2 separate regions of the Homo sapiens genome follow, and region 1 is linked to region 2. A link is a contact called in ENCODE Hi-C or POLR2A ChIA-PET data. All regions are on one chromosome and are shown on one strand. Each heading gives the region's core, a stretch centred on a gene start or an enhancer-like site at or near the end of the contact. The rest is flanking DNA. Distances are from core to core; before and after follow the strand shown.

Region 1 (2,956 bases), core at 209-2,708, 40 kb after region 2:
CCACACGGCGTTTGCATTCTGTGCAACATTCAGGCTAAATAAGGAAGCAGGCAGTTAAGGTAGGAAAATTATTCTGTCTTAATGGCTGACGTCCCGAGTGGCGGTCCCGCTCCCCACCACCAGCTGCGTCCAGATGAGGGGCTTGTTTTATGAAAACTGTGACTTGTCAGGCCGTCCCTCCGTTGTCCCGTCCTCTCCTTCCAAAAATAGCAGGCCCTGTGGCGGTGGCTTATTGCGATGAAAAAGATAAAAATAAGTGAAGGCTGAAATAGGTCCTGGACTTGAGAACTTACTTTTTAATGAAACTTGAGAAGCTGTTATTTTCCACTGCTTTACAAAGCATCTTTGAAAAATGCAGAATCGTAAAGAAGGGTTCTAGAGACGCTGCGACCCTGCGTTTTCAGAATGTGGTGGCTCCTCGACTGTGGAGTGGCAGAACCGCCCTTGTTCTTACCCCGTTTCTCAGCCGAGCGCCGGGCGCCCAGCAGTGTCGGACAGTTTAGGGTGGACCGAGGAGGCCGTGGTGGAGGCTTCATGTAGGAGGTTATGGAAAATCCAGATATTTGCTTGTGAAGGAGGAAACATTTATGGTAGACTTTCTAAGAGGTTGCTTCTTCTCAAAAAATTAAAAAACCCACATGAGAGGCGGCCTCTTCAGTTACCTTGGCGCACACACCGAAGCCACCTCTGCATCAGACACGATATACGTACAGTGGAACAAAAGCGTTTTCCTCTTCGCTTCCTATTTTCTGATCTCTAATTTGTGGCTTTAACCATATTTTTATGTACTTAGCTCATATCTACTGTAATACCTTAAATGAGAGCCATACAAGTCTAAATGTGTATGTCAGATGGAAAAATTGAAAGCTGTGTATTCAGCAATTCAATGAAACCATAAAACAGTCAGTAAACACATCTATCATGCCCCTTTGTAATGAACGCCACAGCCATGAAAATCCATATGTTCATTAAGGTTTTCAACCACCATCAAATGGCGTTCTTACTCCAAGAATTATTAGATATTGTCAAAGCTGAGTACAGCAAATGTCATTGGGAGACATCTTAGAAGTTAGTTATTTAAGAATAGGATTTGGCCTGAGATATTTCTGGTTCTATCTGTGTCCTACCCAAATTATTACCCTCTTAGGTTACAAGACTAACTTTAGCTAAAGGTGTATTTTCTGGGAAGGTTAGCAAATACTTTTTATAATTATCTCTTAGTTATAGGAATGGAGGAGAATGTCTTTCCTGTTTTGTTTTGCTCTTTTTAAAAAGTTATTTTTGATGACTTGTCCTCTGAAGAATATGCACTTTTCTGTCCCTCAGAGGATGGTGGAGTAAGCTGGGGACAATTGCGTTCCTGCTGCAGGTTTAATTACGCTGTGTCCAGTGGGACGGTGGGCCTTAGAAGGGAGCCTGCTGGACGGAAAGTGAGGCGGATGGGGACGCTGCGACAGGAAGAGGCAATAGGAACATGCCCCCGTAGGCCGTGGGTGGCATCACGACGGCCTTTTTTGTTTCCTGTATTGCTTTAGTGTAAAGGAAAATGACAACTCTAAAGAAGGAGCAGTCCTGCAGGACGTTCTGATGTCTGATAATTCTGAGGCCTGTGTCCTTGCCAAACTGTCTGGTTTGTTTAGCGGTCATAGATAAATACTCTTAGACTTGAATAATCATAGCACAATTGGTTGTTGATTGGAACTAACATAACCATTGAAAAAGAGGGAAGATGCTTTTAAATGTGTTTTGTGCAATTAAGTTAGTGGTACCTATATGAACAAATATGCTTTTTAAAAATTGACACAAAAATCGTTTATGCAAGTTATAGTCTTCATCTGTGCTACTTAAACTTTTTAACTGCAAGGATTAAACAGTGTATTTGGGTTAGCGTGGCTGAACCACATTGTTTATTCTTTAAGCCCAAATCCAGTTCCTAAAAACAATTCTAGCGCTGCCTCTCCCGGCTCTTCACTGCACGCAGCCTGAGGGCGTCGTTGTCTGTGCTGCACCCTGGTGCTCAGTGGGTCTCCAGCTGGCACAGTCACCACCACTCCCAGATGGGCTCTGCCAGGGACAGGGATGGAGCAGACTGCATGGGCCTGGCGTGCAGGTGACCAGGTAGAGGCAGCTCAGCTGTGTCTGAACAGCTTTTCCCATCGCTTTCCCGGTCGACATTCATGGCAGCCGCTGCGTCCAATGACAGGCACAGTCAATTCTTTGAGACAGAAAGGGAAGGACAACACTAATGTCCCCATGAACCCCAGAAACATGAAGGAGGGGCACACGCCCACAGTAGAACATGTGGAAGCTGAGTGTGGCAGTGTAAAGGGCGATGGAGCCCCCGGGCCCAGCATGTTTCGCGCTGCCTGCTTGTGTTCTGATGGGCGGTAACTGAAGGTCCACCAGGAAGTGCCTGGCACCCCCCCTCTCGCTCGTGAAAGATGCAGATCAGAGCACCTGAGAGGGTGTCCTTGACAAGTGTTTTGTCACATCGTTCAGCCATATAGAAAACAGACTTGGAAAAATCTGAGATCCCCCAAGGAGCCACCGCTCATTGCCCAGGGCGTGGCCCACAGCAAGGCTGCTCCTGCCCCCGCTACTCACCGCAGTGTGAGGATGGGCTGACCTGACCGCCCAGTCCTGTCTTCAAAACGAGACTAAGGGTAGCACCCAGCTCCAAGGAGAGCTGTGCCGGGTGCTCTGGAGGGGTGTTAGGACCCCTGGCACCCGGTGTCCCTCAGTGGACGGCCGTTGATTCTGTAACAAGGCGGCCAGTGCCCACGGTGCAGGCAGGAGGCACCTTATCCCTGACTTGGGCTCCGATCCAGGAGGAAGTTGTTTCTCCGTGTGAGATGCTGAAGAGTCCGCCCATTCACAGAGCAGAACGGGGTCTCAGTCAAACCTCTTCCCACAGATTAGCCCCCAGGATGTGTCCTGAGCCCTGCAGGACTGGGCA
Region 2 (3,000 bases), core at 317-2,816:
GTCGACGTTGCGAGGGAAGCGTGTTCTCATGCTCACTGTCGACGTTGTGAGGGAAGCGTGTTCTCACGCTCACTGTCAACGTTGTAAACCTGAGGGAAAGGAATTCTCTCTCACATGCTGTGGGGTGCTGGCCCCACCAGGCCTCCCAGGAGACCTCCCCAAAAGTCAGAAGAAGGGCTCCAATTGAAAGGGAGGTCCGAGATGTGCTCGCCAAAACCACCCCCAGCAAGACGCCAGGCATCCTAGCCACCCGACGCTCAGGCCGTGCGTGTCCTCAGAGCGTGTTTTAAAGCAGGAGGGATTTGGGGTGGAAGATTGCTCCTGCAGAAATCAGAGATGAGGGGAGTAAATTAGGGAACCAGCGTCAGGATCCAGACTTCTGTGAAAGAGCCACAGGGCTCAGCATCCGACGGGCGCACCTGGGGCTGGGCGAGTCTGGCTCCAGAAGGGGGGTGGGGCCGGGAGCCTGAGATGGGATGAGAGGGCGGGAAGGGGCTTGTTGAGAAATCTAAGGGCCACGGGCCACCAAAAACAAACCAGGAGGTGTGAGTCAGTGGGGAGGCTGGGTGCCAGGAAGCCTGCGCTCTGGGACATGCGTGGGGCAAGAGGGGCGCCCTGAGCTTGGCGACGCCAGCCGCGCGCCTGGGAGGGATCCGCCTGTCCACGTGCAGCCGCCTCCGGGCGGCGTCGGCCATGCTGCTGCCCCACCGTGGCTCTGTGGCTCCAGCCGGAATGGCAAAGCCTGGCTCCACAGCTGCCTGGGAGCGTGAGTCACGCGCCCCACAGAACACGGCGGGCAGCGCGGGCGAGGATTGGCGAAAGCCGACCGATGTGTTTTGGCTTGTGTGGTCTGTGGGAGCGTCCTTTGTCATCAGCCTAATTGGGCAACAGATCCCACCTCACTGTGCCCTGGAGCAGCACGGGGCCACCACACAGCCTGAGGCCCCACTTGCGCTTCCCCTCGCTGCCGTGCTGTCCTGGCCCCGTCGCTGCCACCTGAGACCCCCATCAAGTACCTGAGCTCTGCGTCTGTTTTCACGCTTCTGTATGTGTAGGAAGCCCCCCACCGATGTTGCTCGGGGTCGACGTGATAAACCTGAGGGAAAGGGAATTCTCTCACCCCGACCGACACACAGGATGGGTGTGGGGGCAAAGTGAGATCATGAACAAAAGCATCTGGGCCCGTCCTGGACACATGGCCAGGGTTAGCCACGGTTGTCAGCCTCCACGGAGCTGCAGTTTCAGCCTGGAGGTCTGTGGCGTGCATGGTTGGAATACTCACCAGACTCACGTGGTCGTGACTCCGGAAGATCATGCCTTCCTGGAAACCTTGGAACGCGCTTCAGCAGAAACTCCAGTGAAGAGTCGGTGAGAGAGCACAAATTCCCAAAGGCGGATGGAGTTCGGAAGGACCCTTCTCTGTCTCCCACATCAGGCGGTGCCTGGTTGGTGCAGATTTACCCCATGGTGGGCCGTGGATCCCTCACCTGCTCTGGAAACTGATCTTGGCTCTGAACAAGGAGAAATGATGCCTCTCAGCCTCGAGGGATGGGTGATAAGGCAGCTTCATCCGCTGTTTTCTTTCATTGTTTGAGAAAAGTCATGCCCCGGAGGTGTCATTCCTGGTTGTTTATGTTGATGGCAAAACTTGGACTTTCTTGTCATACAGCAAACAGAAGACAATCTGATCTTTGTTTTCCAGGGGTTTAGACTTTGAACAAAACCTCTTTTGTCCAGTACTGTAGTGCATCCCTGGTAGAGTAATTCAAGCTGAACACAAGGTTGCATAAAAATGTGGGCATGGGGGAGCAGGGAACTGTCTTGGGATCATTCTTTGCTGTGCACAGCAGCTGCAGCCTGCAGGCAGCTCAGCGTTAGATCTCCCCACCCCCAATGCCACCTGGGGACCAGATGTTACTGTTGGCGGAAGAAGGGGGTCCGGGGCACTGTCTCAGTCTTTGGGGCTTCCATGGTGGAGCACTACCGGCCGTACTGTTGGTGGAAGAAGGGAGTCCGGGGCACTGTCTCAGTCTTCGGGGCTTCCATAGTGGAGCACCACCGGCCGTACTGTTGGCAGAAGAAGGGGGTCCGGGGCACTGTCTCAGTCTTTGGGGCTTCCATAGTGGAGCACCACCGGCTGGGCACCTTGTAAACAACAGACATTGATTTCTCACAGCTCTGGGGGCTGGAAGTCCGAGGTTGGGACTGGTACGGTCGGGTTCTGGTGAGGACCATTCCAAGTTGCAGACAGCCAAAATCCTGCCATATCCTCACATGGCAGGACAGGCGATTTGTCTCTCCCTCCCTGTGGGACGGCAGTCCCGTTGGATCAGGGCCCCACCCTGATGACATTGTTTAACCCCCAGTTACCTCCTGCAAACACCACTCTCAAGTAGAGTCACGCGGACGGGGGTTAGGGCTTCAACATGAGGTTGAGGGGACACGAGTCCGTCCATAGCAGTGACCCCACTTGTCTAAAGCCACAGGGCTGAGCCTGCCCCCTGCCCCCCTGCCTGCCCATCCCCAGGCCCCCGTTCTTGCCCCCAGGCCCCCCCCCGCCCACCCCCAGGTGCTCCCTGTGCTGCAGACAGAGCCCCCGAGGAGCCAGGAGCTGCCGGGCACCAACCACACAGGAAGCCAACAGGTGGGGCAGGCTTGTGCCTGCCACCGTGTTGCTCATGCCGATTTTTATTCTCAGATCTTGTCACCTCTGTCTTGTAGCAGAAGGGGGCCCTGATCTGGGAGCCGTGAAGACCCCAGCTGTCCCCCGGGAGCCAGGCCACACCAAGGCAGCCAAGGGGACTACGTTGGGAGGAGGATGTGGTCCGGGCCATTAAGAGCTGTGATGAGCCCCCAGGTCTGCCCTGGGTGAGGGGCTCTGCCTGCCCTGGGGCTGCATAGACCCGGCTGGGGCTTTAGAACAGGAACCGTTCGAGGGGCTGCGGTGGGTGAAGCCCACTCATGTCCTGGCTCCTGTTACCGGGTAGGGATGGCAGCCCA

The links. Hi-C counts contacts between places; a loop is a spot of excess contacts on that map. ChIA-PET counts read pairs that join two places held with the same protein, here RNA polymerase II (POLR2A). Pooled maps may share reads with other maps.
Region 1: a loop to region 2 is called in a map of naive thymus-derived CD4-positive, alpha-beta T cell, with 4 times the contacts of the local background. The contact joins two enhancer-like sites. A Hi-C loop is called at or near these places in 18 of 168 maps with a recorded cell type or tissue (B cell, CD4-positive, alpha-beta T cell, CD4-positive, alpha-beta memory T cell and 13 more), 37 of 37 single-sample maps with no recorded cell type and 18 of 50 pooled maps. POLR2A ChIA-PET finds 5 or more read pairs at or near these places in 11 of 52 experiments (AG04449, B cell, GM12878 and 8 more).

What each region holds. Positions count from the first base shown.
Region 1 is chr18:79,516,078-79,519,033 of GRCh38, forward strand. The region is part of intron 9 of NFATC1 (nuclear factor of activated T cells 1); the gene reads left to right. Among named protein-coding and RNA genes, the nearest start is that of NFATC1, 120 kb to the left of the region's middle. Within about 2 kb of position 1,459, at least 5 of the 41 ENCODE cell types and tissues checked have a DNase peak (open chromatin) inside an H3K27ac peak, as active enhancers do; they include OCI-LY7, where a contact is called at or near this core.
Region 2 is chr18:79,475,570-79,478,569 of GRCh38, forward strand. The region is part of intron 8 of NFATC1 (nuclear factor of activated T cells 1); the gene reads left to right. It overlaps LOC107985162 (a long non-coding RNA gene), which reads right to left. Exons shown (of 2, transcript XR_001753518.2): 1 at 1-3,000. Among named protein-coding and RNA genes, the nearest start is that of NFATC1, 81 kb to the left of the region's middle. Within about 2 kb of position 1,567, at least 3 of the 41 ENCODE cell types and tissues checked have a DNase peak (open chromatin) inside an H3K27ac peak, as active enhancers do; they include OCI-LY7, where a contact is called at or near this core.